Linked DNA regions of Homo sapiens: region 1 is linked to region 2. Evidence: read pairs that join two places in POLR2A ChIA-PET (ENCODE). Cell type or tissue: OCI-LY7. All regions are shown on one strand. Links, peaks and the distances in the headings refer to the core of each region. The heading gives the core; the rest is flanking DNA.

What was found. ChIA-PET counts read pairs that join two places held together with the same protein. Peaks named below come from ENCODE experiments on the same cell type or tissue, not always from the same donor. Only the 100,000 strongest peaks of a DNase experiment are listed, where the experiment ranks them.
Region 1: POLR2A ChIA-PET joins it to region 2 with 10 read pairs; 8 of 35 experiments call an interaction of 5 or more read pairs at or near these places.

What each region holds. Positions count from the first base shown.
Region 1 is chr17:42,783,446-42,790,405 of GRCh38, forward strand. WNK4 (WNK lysine deficient protein kinase 4) reads left to right here. Exons shown (of 19, transcript NM_032387.5): 3 at 492-712; 4 at 977-1,134; 5 at 1,652-1,740; 6 at 1,821-2,037; 7 at 3,833-4,097; 8 at 4,333-4,454; 9 at 4,685-4,743; 10 at 4,845-4,962; 11 at 5,236-5,352. Among named protein-coding and RNA genes, the nearest start is that of WNK4, 6.3 kb to the left of the region's middle. RefSeq lists enhancers at 1-684, 590-1,221. In OCI-LY7, for the core only: no CTCF peak of the experiment used is centred there; no DNase peak of the experiment used is centred there.
Region 2 is chr17:42,702,887-42,708,466 of GRCh38, forward strand. EZH1 (enhancer of zeste 1 polycomb repressive complex 2 subunit) reads right to left here. Exons shown (of 21, transcript NM_001991.5): 15 at 5,072-5,197; 16 at 3,121-3,299; 17 at 2,202-2,297; 18 at 1,716-1,797; 19 at 854-934; 20 at 1-75. MIR6780A (microRNA 6780a) reads right to left here and starts at 5,265; the gene lies at 5,198-5,265. RefSeq lists an enhancer at 1,964-2,604. In OCI-LY7, for the core only: no CTCF peak of the experiment used is centred there; a DNase peak (open chromatin) is centred at 2,325; H3K27ac peaks cover 1,402 bases.

The sequences.
Region 1 (6,960 bases), core at 760-5,759, 81 kb after region 2:
GGATACAGCCTCACTTTCAGCCTAAGCTCCAGACACACCAAATTCCTGGCACCTCCTCCCACCCTGCCTTGTCACTGGCTTTTTCTGTGCCTTTGAGCACGGTGTCCTGTCTGCCTGGGAAGTCTCCATCCCTTCCCCCTTTCACCTTTGAGCTCCTACTCATCATTCAAGATGCAACACAAAAGTATTTCCTCTCCGAAGCTCTCCCTCATGCTTGGGGCAGTTAGTCATCCCTTCCTGCGCTCCCACAGCACCTTGGCCGAGGCCCTATCTATCAATTTACTTCCCAACCCGTTTGGTAACGTCATGTCTATCCACCATGCCCCCTGACTCAGTTTCTCCCTGGGGCCGGGCAGACATAGGCTAGGAGAATGCTGGCAGAAGATGCGGAGGCGGCAGCAGGGTGCGGCAGGGGGGAACTTCCCAGTGGGGGGCTCCTTCCCGGAGGACGTGTCCCCCCACCAGGACTCTGGCTATGCGCCCTCCCCCAGGTACCTGAGGCGGTTCCGGGAGATGAAGCCGCGGGTCCTTCAGCGCTGGAGCCGCCAAATCCTGCGGGGACTTCATTTCCTACACTCCCGGGTTCCTCCCATCCTGCACCGGGATCTCAAGTGCGACAATGTCTTTATCACGGGACCTACTGGCTCTGTCAAAATCGGGGACCTGGGCCTGGCCACGCTCAAGCGCGCCTCCTTTGCCAAGAGTGTCATCGGTGCGTCTCTCCAGGAGGGTCCATGCCATTCCTTCCTCCCCCACCTCAGAAGAGAACCTGGGGACTCCCTCCCCTCAGCAAGGGCCTTCAAGGTCCACAAAACTACCAGACGACAGGGAAGCTGAGGAGACCTATGGCACCCACCTCAACCCCACTGTGGGCCGGGGTCACTTGCACTCGCAGGGTTGCCTGGGGCTGCCTAGCCCAGTGGGAAGGACGAGGCCAGAGTGCCCAGCAATCTGATCCCTGCTGTGGACCCTACAGGGACCCCGGAATTCATGGCCCCCGAGATGTACGAGGAAAAGTACGATGAGGCCGTGGACGTGTACGCGTTCGGCATGTGCATGCTGGAGATGGCCACCTCTGAGTACCCGTACTCCGAGTGCCAGAATGCCGCGCAAATCTACCGCAAGGTCACTTCGGTGAGAGGGATGGGGCTGGCGGGAAAGGCAATTCCAGGGCCACTTCCCCTTTTCCTGCGCCGGCCAGCCCGCAGTCAATGCCCTTTGCCTGCACGAAAACAGGCTAGACACAGAGTCGCCTTGGTGAACACAGAAGGATATTGAGTGCACACGCGCCCCCACCAGTACACGCTATTTAGAATAATAATATGTGTGGTGCTCCCAAGAGTTCACAAATGATTTCGCATCCCATCTCTCATCCAATCCTTCCAGCTGCCCTGTGAGGTGAGCGGGGCAAATGTTCCACCCTGCGATTTACAGATGAACAAACAGCGGGAGACTTGTTCAAGATCACACTGTAAATACTTGGGGGGGGGGCGGGGATTAGGATTTGAAATCACATCTTCCAGTAGCAGTCAGGCTTTTGCAACTGCACGCGCAGCTGCCTAAGGAGGGAGTGGAGTAAGGGGTGGGGGGTGGTGTCAAGCCGAGAGCTGGGGATCAGAGGACGGGAGGTGTCATGCAACCCCTTCCCCAGGGCAGAAAGCCGAACAGCTTCCACAAGGTGAAGATACCCGAGGTGAAGGAGATCATTGAAGGCTGCATCCGCACGGATAAGAACGAGAGGTGGGGGTGAAAGGGCAGAGCGTGGGTAGAATAGGGCCGCGGGCCGCGGCGGGCTCGGCTCACCCACGCGTCACCCTCAGGTTCACCATCCAGGACCTCCTGGCCCACGCCTTCTTCCGCGAGGAGCGCGGTGTGCACGTGGAACTAGCGGAGGAGGACGACGGCGAGAAGCCGGGCCTCAAGCTCTGGCTGCGCATGGAGGACGCGCGGCGCGGGGGGCGCCCACGGGACAACCAGGCCATCGAGTTCCTGTTCCAGCTGGGCCGGGACGCGGCCGAGGAGGTGGCACAGGAGATGGTGAGCGGAGGACAGACTGTGCTGCCACTGGACGTGTAAAGGACATTGACTCGAGGGGACAGTGCAACAGGGATGGGGCGCAGGAGGGGTGGCAGCGATGGGGGCGGGGCACCTCACCCCTCTCAAAATCTCCTGCAGCGTCTCCCTACCTCTCCAGCCCTAACTTACCCGCACGCACACCCAGTTTTCCTTTACAGAGGGAGCCCTGGGTCCTCCAGCGTCCCTGCTTTACCTCCAGCTGATCTGTTCTTCCTGGGATGCCCTTCTTGCCAATTCATCTTTTCCTTCTTTCCTCCCTCCCCATTTTTCTTTTTCTTTTTCTTCCAATATGATCAGAACCATCGATTTCGGGAAGCCGTCCCCTTTGGAGTCAAACTTAAATGCTTCTTTCCACTTCAGCATGTTCTCGGTTACAGCACTCCCCACTATCGGTCCTGTCTTAAACCTGAATAAGTTCCTATCTTTCTTCTCCACTAGACTATAAACTCCCTGAGGGCAGAGACTGTGTTTTATCGATTCTTCTATCCCTGGCAGTGCTTGGCACATAGTAAGAGCTCATTAATAGCCTACATCTGTACATGGCTTAAAGCACTTTCACATGCATTTGATCTTTGCTACCCATCCTGCATAGGGGGCAGTTTTATCTCAACTTGTTGATGAGGAAATGGAAATTCAGAGAGGTTGAATACCTTGTCCAGGGCCCCAAGTAAGTAAGTGGAAGAGCTGGATTGAAACTGAGGTGGTTCAGATTTTAAATCAGGTTACCCTTCCCCACCTCCTTTACTCATTCAGCAAAGCTTGCGGCTAAAAGGAATGAGGAGGTGATGAATGGAAGCTGGTAGAAGGGGAGAGGCATAAGATGCAAGGGCAGAAGCTTGGGGGCTGGCTTAGGAAGTCCTGAAGGGAGTATGGGATTCTTTTTTTGGGAGTAATGGAGTCTCACTCTGTCACCCAGGCTGGAGTGCAGTGGCGCTATCTCAGCTCATTGCAACCTCCGCCTCCTGGGTTCAAGCAATTCTCCTGCCTCCGCCTCCTGTGTAGCTGGGATTACAGGCAAAAGCCACAACGCCCAGCTAATTTTTGTATTTTTAGTAGGAACGGGGTTTCACCATGTTGGCCAGGCTGGTCTCGAACTCCTGACCTCAAGTGACCCACTAGTCTTGGCCTCCCAAATTGCTGGGATTACAGGTGTGAGCCACCGTGCCTGGCCGAGTATGGGATTCTTAATAGAGACATGACAGTTGCAAGGGTGGAGACCACCTACGGTAGGTCAAGAATCTGAGAATGTGTTAGAAATTTAGAGCAGGTCTCCATAGCACGGCCCAACCTGACCTGAGATCAAATCTTGATCCATTGCTGACAAGGGATTCTTGGCCTTGGCACTGTTGACATGTTTGTTTTAGGGACTGTCCTGTGCATTGTAGGATGTTGAGAAGAACCCCTGGCTTCCGCTCACTAGATTCAGTAGCACCTACCCTCCAGTTGTGGCAACTAAAAATGTCTCTAGATAGTGCCAAACATCTCTTCTTCCCATTGGAAACCACTGACTTACTGTATAACTATGAACCAGCTACTTCATTAATCTCTAAAAATCGAATGGTAAGATTTATCCCACAAGGTTGTTTGGAGGATCTAGTGATGATAATGTAAGGAGCTGCCAGTTAACAGACATAGTGGGTAATCAGTAAGTGTTGGTTTTCTTCCTCCCATATCCTGGAGTTCCCAAGAAGGCGTCCTGATGGATCTTTGATAGGGGGTCCCAAGCTGTGTTCCTCATCCCCCACCCCAATTCCAGGTGGCTCTGGGCTTGGTCTGTGAAGCCGATTACCAGCCAGTGGCCCGTGCAGTACGTGAACGGGTTGCTGCCATCCAGCGAAAGCGTGAGAAGCTGCGTAAAGCAAGGGAATTGGAGGCACTCCCACCAGAGCCAGGACCTCCACCAGCAACTGTGCCCATGGCCCCCGGTCCCCCCAGTGTCTTCCCCCCTGAGCCTGAGGAGCCAGAGGCAGACCAGCACCAGCCCTTCCTTTTCCGCCACGCCAGCTACTCATCTACCACTTGTAAGTCACCCCTGATCTTGAGACGTAGGTCCCAGAACACCTTGGCCTCTGCCCCCTACCCAGAAGTTCACCCCCACAGCAGTCACTTACCCTGCCTTCCACCTCTAGCCATGAAGCTCCCTCCAGGAAGGAACTCTCCCACAGCTCCAGGCCCCTCCTTGCTTAGGCAGGCCCCATCCTCTGCCACTATTCCCTTTTATTTCCCCTTTTTTTGATCCTCTCCCTCCCCAACCAGCGGATTGCGAGACTGATGGCTACCTCAGCTCCTCCGGCTTCCTGGATGCCTCAGACCCTGCCCTTCAGCCCCCTGGGGGGGTGCCATCCAGCCTGGCTGAGTCCCATCTCTGCCTGCCCTCGGTGAGAGGGGGTCGCATGGGGGGCTCCCAGCCATTCCAAGCCTATGACCTATCTCCCTCCTTGTGAAACCCAATCTCATGATCCAGTCCCATGTCCCTGGAAATCCACCATTCTTGCCCTCCTCTTCCCTAATTCCATCTCCCTAATATCCTCCCAGCATCCTTGACACCATCTCCCTAGATCTCAACAGTTATCTTCCCCTGACCTCATGAACCCTTATCCTGTTTCAGGCTTTTGCCCTATCCATTCCACGTTCTGGCCCTGGAAGTGACTTTTCCCCCGGGGACAGGTATGTTCTGGTACAAGTTGGGGTGCCAGGGTGAGACACCTGGGGCACTGGGGTCCCAGTGTCTGCTCTGACAGTCATTCTCTCTCCTTTCTCTTTAACAGCTATGCCTCAGATGCAGCTTCAGGCCTTAGCGATGTGGGAGAAGGGATGGGACAAATGAGGAGACCCCCAGGGAGGAATCTCCGGCGCAGACCCCGATCCCGGCTGCGGGTCACTAGTGTAAGGATGGAGTACAGGAGATAGAGAGTAACCTACAGGGCCAGGAGGGAAGTGTCAGGGGGAGGCGGGGGAGGTCACCCAGAAAACGGGAGAAGCAGTGTATGACTAGTACTCAAGAGGCGGCCAGTCTGGTTTCTAATACCAGACTTTAGAGGTGGGGTCTACTTATCTCCAAGTCCATTGTGGCTGCTGTCACTTGGCTGGGGTAGGGTGGAGACACAGCATGATGAAGAGGGCTTGACCTTCTCCCCTCTGCTGACTTTGAATCTGAAGGTCTCAGACCAGAATGACAGAGTGGTTGAGTGCCAGCTACAGACCCATAACAGCAAGATGGTGACCTTCCGATTTGATCTGGATGGGGACAGCCCGGAAGAGATTGCAGCTGCCATGGTGAGGGGGAGAGAGATGAGGACAGAGTGTTTGGATCTGGAACAAGAGTCTCCTTCCTGATGTCCGCTGGGGCTGAAACCCACTGATCCGACAGCAAGCATTTTTAAATCTCTGGTTGACACTTAGCACAGTAACGCTGAAGATGTCTCAGCCCTTGTTTTGGGGGAGATTTCTGTTTATCCAGTGAGGTTTGGCTTCTCAGCTGGAGCAATTTGAGACTCACATTGACCGGGTACACACAAGTGCTACGTATAAGTGCCTGGTAGATGTGCAATACTGTGGCTGTAGGTGAAGGATGGACTGGGCAGCAGGGGCAATGAGCTTACCCAGGATCTTGGCAAATGGGCAAGAAAGGCTGTGAAGGGTGGAAAGGCCATGAAGGGTGTCCCTGTGCAGGGACAGCATAAGCAAAGGCATTCCAAGTAGAGAGTGTCTTGGAATATGGGGCTGGGAGGGCTTCATGAGGAAACCACTATCACTGGAAGTAAAGATTCCTATAGGAGAGTTGTGGGGAGTGAAGCCGGGTAGGTAGAGTGGGCCCAGATTGTAGAATAGACAATGTTAAGAGTTAGGCAGAGGCCAGGCGTGGTGGCTCACACCTGTAATCCCAGCACTTTGGGAGGCCGAGGCCGAGGCAGGCAGATCACCCGAGGTCAGGAGTTCAAGACCAGCTTGGCCAACATGGTGAAACCCCGTCTCTACTAAAAAATACAAAAATTAGCTGGGTGTGGTGGCGCATGCCTGTAGTCCCAGCTACTTGGGAGGCTGAGGCAGGAGAATTGCTTGAACCCGGGAGGCGGAGGTTGCAGTGAGCCGAGATCACACCATTGCACTCCAGCCTGGGCGACAAGAGTGAGATTCTGTCTAAAAATAAATAAATAAATAAATAAATAAATAAATAAATAAATAAATAGAGAGGCAGAGCAGGCTAGGTCCAGTGGCTCACACCTGTAATCCCAGCACTTTGGGTGGATGAAGTAGGAGGATTGCTTGAGCCCAGGGGTTCAAGACCACCCTGGTAATATAATGAGACCCTATCTCTACAAAAAATTTAAAAAATTAGCCGTGTGTGGCGGCACATGCCTGTCATCCCAACTACTTGGGAGGCTGAGGTGGGAGGATCACTTGAGCCTGGGAGGTCAAGGCTGCAGTGAGCTTTGATCACGCCACTGCACTCCAGCCTGGAAGACAGAGTGAACTTTGTCTCAAAAAAAAACAAAAACAAAAAAACAAAAAGGCACAGTGTAACGTGACAGTAGGCTTTATGAAAATCATCTGCCATGGGATGTGGAAGGGGGAAGGGAAAATACCTGGGAGGTAGACCCAGGAAGCCATCTGTGGACAAAGGAGAGAGTGGCTTATGGGAGGGAAGAGGAGAAAGGGTGAATCTGAGGGTTGTTTCGGGAAAATAAGTTACTCTGTAATCCAGTAACCTATTGACGTAGTAGAGAACATAGTACATAGTAGATGCTCAATAAATATTTGCTGAGTTGATATGATTGGGAGTTAGGGAGAAGGGATGTCAAGGACAACTTGTAGGCCACCAAAGGAGAGTAGGAGAGTAGGCCACCAAAGGAGAGAGGAAATTAGAAATGAAAGAAGGTTTTT
Region 2 (5,580 bases), core at 217-5,216:
AGAAGAGCTCTTCGCCAGCTTGAATTGCCCTCTTGGCAAAGATCCCAATCCGATGGTCTCCATTCACCATGACCACTGCAAGCAGGATAAACCCGAGGCTAGGTTCCTACCCAACTCCAAGTCAATAACCAGTAGGCTTCTGGGTTGATTTTCTCCAAATTCCCAGTGAAAACATGAATCAAATGGAATTAGAAAGTAGTCAATATGGTAGTTGCCTCTATGCTTTTAGATCTGTTATTATGGCAGAAAAATTATCTTTATTATTATTATAAGTGGGGTTTTTTGTTTTGTTTTGTTTTGTTTTTTGAGACAGAGTCTTGCTCTGTTGCCCAGGCTGGAGTGCAGTGGCATGATCTTGGCTCATTGCAACCTCTGCCTCCAGGGTTCAAGCGATTCTTGTGCCTCAGCCACCTGAGTAGCTGGGACTACAGGTGCACACCACCACGCCCCCCAGCTGATTTTTGTATTTTTAGTAGAGATGGGGTTTCACCATGTTTGCTAGGCTGGTCTTGAACTCCTGGCCTCAAGTGATCCACCTGCCTCAGCCTCCCAAAGTGCTGGGATTACAGGCGTAAGCCACCACACCCAGCCTATTATTATTTTGTGAGATGGGTCTCACTATGTTGCTCAGGCTGGTTAAATCATGTTTGTGGGAAAGTGTTTATAATGTATTCGCTGAAAAAAGCAGATTAGAAAACTAAGATTGAGAGGGGCCTAAAATGATACCAGATATTAATCATGATTATCTTTGGACAAAAAATAGCTCAGCTAAGGAAAATGTTCAACAACGAATGGAAATCACAGTAAAGAGGCATCCATCCCCCACCCCACCTCCCAGGTTACTGGGACTCACCTTTGGCATAACAGTTGGGATTCACTGAATGATTTGCAAATCGAATTTTGTTTCCTTTCCGAGTAGCATCCACTACAAAATCTGTATAAAGTAAATCAAGGAAAACCATAAGCACAGCAGGCAATTCCACAGCTTCTCAGCTTGAATTTAAAATCAGTTAAATGGTAACAGAAACACTTTAGTCTGATGGGAATGTTGAAGCCCAGTGTGCTAACAGGAGCAGAGGAAAGCATGCAGCCTCAGAATTCAGCCTTGTGTGGGAGCACTCCCTTTGGGTCCCTCTTTGAATTATGGATCTTCTCATCTACTGGGCAGGGAGATTTCTCAGGTAAAGACGCTCAGCACTCCTATTACAAACAGAACCCAGAAATGGAGGTTCTTCCAAAGCAAGGGCACTGTGGCCTGTGGGATCCCCAAGTGTGATCCTGCCCCCTTGCTCTATGCATCTGCTGGAAGATTCGGAGCTGATCTAAACTTGGACTACAGCAAGGGCAATCTGGTAGAAAGATCACCTTGGGGCCAAGTGCGGTGGCTTACTCCTGTAATCCTAGCACTTTGGGAGGCCGAGGCGGGTGGATCACTTGAGGCCAGGAGTTCGATACCAGCCTGGCCAACATGGTGAAACCCAGTCTCTACTAAAAATACAAAAATATTAGCCGGGCATGGTGGCAGGTGCTTGTAGTCCCAGCTACTCGGGAGGCTGAGGCAGGAGAATCACTTGAACCCGGGAGGCAGAGGGTAGAGGCTACAGTGAGCCAAGATCGCACCATTGCACCCTAGCCTGGGCAACAGAGCAAGACTCCGTCTCAAAAAAAGAAAAAAAAAAAAGACCACCTTGGGATGAGACAAAGTGACTTCATACCATTATTGAGGTTGAAGAGGAAGCTGGACATGTATTTGTCATAGACCTTTCCGCGTCGATCAGCCTCATCCTGAGAGATGAGCTAGAGAGATAGACAAATAACAAATAGGAGTATCAGGCTGCCTGCTCAGGGCATGGTACCCTGCCCCCAGAAAGGGCTGGGTGGTATCTCACATGGGTGCTTACTGAGCATCATGATGAGAATCACAAGAGAGCAAGTTCAAGTTATGCTGTTCCAATTCCCACCCAGGCCAACCAGTTTTAAGGCTGAAAAGAGCCCCCCTCATCTCTTGTGTCTGGAGTTGCCAAAGAGTTGAACAGTGGTTTCAGTACTGCAAACGGTTCTGTGGGATCTCCCCAAGAGGCCACGTGAGAACACAGCTGAGTTATTTAGAGATTAATTCAAAGAAGCCTGGCCCACAGAAAATCAGAGTTTCTCATCAGTCTCCCCCGAGTAAGAATGTGGGCCAAAACTATAGCACTCACCTCACCACAGTATTCAGAAATGAATTCGTTCTTCTGCACAGACTCCTTTATGAAGGTGCCCCATCCGGCCACATCAGAGGGGGCCAGCAGCAGGTGCTGGGGAAGAGGGGGCCAAGTCTCAGACTACAGGGTGTGCATGAGTAGGGGGTGTGTGCTGGATGTGCACATGTGTGGTGGGGGTGGGGTGGAAAGAACCAGCAACTGTTAAGAGGATCTGAAAGCAGAAAAAGGTCTAACCCATTCTTTTCTGCTTGGGAGAGAAAAGAAAATGGGAGGTGGTGACGAACGGAAATAGGATATCTCTTCCTTTATCCATGGAGCCCTCCTGGGCCTTAGTCTATAGGAATTCACTGCAATGTGTGAGGTAAACATAGACATCACCAAAGGTGCATACACCTCGCAGCTCCTTTTTGTCTGGCCAGTTCAAGGAACCACTTTTCTTTCTCTTTTTGGAGATGGAATCTCACTCTGTCCCAGGCTGGAGTGCAGTGGTGCGATCTCGGCTTGCTGCAACCTCCACCTCCCAGGTTCAAGCGATTCTCCTACCTCAGCCTTCTGAGTAGCTGGGATTACAGGCATGCACCACCATGCCTGGCTAATTTTTATATTTTTAGTAGAGACAGGGTTTCACCATGTTGCCCAGGCTGGTCTCGAACTCTTGACCTCATGATCCGCTGGCCTCGGCCTCCCAAACTGCTGGGATTACAGGCATGAGCCACCACACCTGGCCAGGAACCATTTTTCTAAGCCCTACTGGGACTGAAGCCTTTATTAATTCAGTAAATATGTGTCTTTTAGGATTTATCAAGCACTTTCACATATAAAGCCTCAAAAGAACCAGTGGAAAGAGAATGCTTGGGACCGTTCCTTCCTTCCCCCTCCATTTTATGTGGTGTGGGGTCCTGAGGAAAGGCCTCACCTTCTTAAGTCCACGCTGGATGCTGCAGTTTTTACAGGAAACCACCTTGCAGTCCCAGTGCTCTGAGGCCCCACAGGTGAGACACAGGTCAGGGTCACATTCTCGCACTGCCAGATAGCAAGGACATTGCTTGGTATTGCACTGGGTCTTACAGCGACAGCCAGGGAAACGATTCTGACCTGGGAAGGGAAGACAGGTAAGTCTTAGAAGGGAAATAAGCTAATACTGGGGCTTGTGGTTGACTCAAGGGACAGCAAAGAAGTAAATTTTTTGTGTTCAAGGATGTTTGGCAAAATAAGAGGAAGCTCCCTTCCCAATAATCAAATACACAAGTTTTGTCCATAGAAAACTGAGTGCTTCCCAACATTCATGCCTTCGAGTCAAAAAAGCAGGTGTGGTCAAGCATGGTGGCTCATGCCTGTAATCCTAGCACTTTGGGAGGCCAAGGCAGGAGAATCACCTGAGCCCAGGAGTTCAAAACCAGGCTGGGCAACATAGGGAGATCCTGTCTCCACAAAAAAATTAAAAAAAAAAATAGCCATGTGTGGTGACACCTGCCTGTAGTCCCAGGCTTGATGGATGTAGGGGGATGAATGGCTTGAGCCAGGGAGGTTGAGGCTGCAGTGAGCCATAATTGTGCCACTTCTCTCCAGCCTGAGCAACAGAGCTGAGATCCTGTCTCAAAAAAATTTAAAAAATGAAAAAAAAAGCAGGTATACTAATAAGAAGTGTCCCCTAGAGATTCCCCAACAATCCTCTCCCTCCCACTGAGGTGGAGAGTACCCCAGAGAATATGAAATCAGTGTGTTTCACTGGTAAATTGTCACCATCAAAACAAGTATCATTTTGAGAACAGAATGCATCCGTTCTATGCCATCCTTCTCCACCCACTGCCCAACCCAGCGCAACCACTTCTCTGCTGCGGCTAAGATCACTATCTGCTATGGGTTAGGAGGTATTTCCTCCAGCAAAACCGCCTGGGCACCAAGTTCTGCAAGCTGTGGGGACTGCCATCAAACTGCTCAGCTTTGAGTTGGGAAGGGCATGGTGGGATAAGAAGTAAAAGATAAGTACCCGGATGTCTCTGCTGACATCCAGGCCCCTGTCTTCTACCTGATATTAAAACTCCAGCTATGAAATGAAAATAGACATACACAGAATCACAAACAAAAAATATCTGAATAAAAAATTTTTTAAAACAGTATTCAGAAAAGGGAAACTGGGGCTGTAACTTAAAAAAAAAAAAAAGAGTCCCACATTTCTTTTCTTTTTGAGACAGAGTCTTGCTCTGTTGCCCAGGCTGGAGTGCAGTGGCACAATCTTGGCTCACTGGCAGCCTCTGCCCTCTGGGTTCAAGCAGTTCTTGTGCCTCAGCCTCCCAAGTAGCTGGGACTACAAGCATGTACCACCATGTCTGGCTAATTTTTGTATTCTTAGTAGAGACGGGGTTCACCATGTTGGCCAGGCTGGTCTTGAGTCCTGACCTTAAGTGATCTGCCCGACTTGGCCTTCCAAGTGCTGGGATTATAGGCGTGAGCCACCACACCTGGCCTAATTTTTTTATTTTTAGTAGAGATGAGGTTTCGCCAAGTTGGCCACGCTGGTCTTGAACTCCTGACCTCAAGTGATCCGCCTACCCAAAGTGCTGGGATTACAGGCGTGAGTGACTGCGCCTGCTGCCCCCCACATTTCTTAATTCTCCCCTAGAAGACAAAGTTGGGAAAGTATCTGATTTCTGTGTAATTGCTGCTTTTAGAATCATGAACCTAAACGTTTTCCAGAAACGACTCTCCCAGATCTCATGCACTTATTTCATTTGTAGAATCCCTAAAACACAGCAAAGGGGATATCAGAAGGCCATAAGCAGTAAAGGGCACAGGAATGGGGCAAGCCTAGGGCACACTGGAGCCAACTGTTTTGGTAGACTATACAGAAAACGTAGCACACTTACAGTCTGGGTTGCACTGGCAGAACTTCTCACAGAAATTCTGAGTCATGATGCAGGGGCAGGTGCTGTCACAGGGGCGGTCTGGGTGGTCGCAGGGTTGGTAGTTGTACACTTGTGTGGAAGAGTTATCTAGGAAAGAAAACAGAGGAGGATGCTGCTGTGACCATACTCTCCAGCTGTCTTCCCTCCCAAGTGTCCAGCTGCCCTGATTCAGAGGAGGCTGGTCCTAACAATCTCCTTGGACACACATTTAGCACCTGAAGTGAGAAGACAGGGATGACCGTTGTTCATAAGCTGCAGTGGGGTGATCTGCTTTGTGGGGAGGGTGTGGAGATGGTCTGGGACAACAGGGAAGCTATTCTAAACATTAAATGAGGTCTGGAACCTAGCAAATGGCACACTAGAAAAGTCACATACTGGCCAGGCACAGTGGCTCACGCCTGTAATCCCAGCACTTTGCGAGGCCGAGGCAGGTGGATCATTTGAGGTCAGGAGTTCGAGACCAGCCTGGC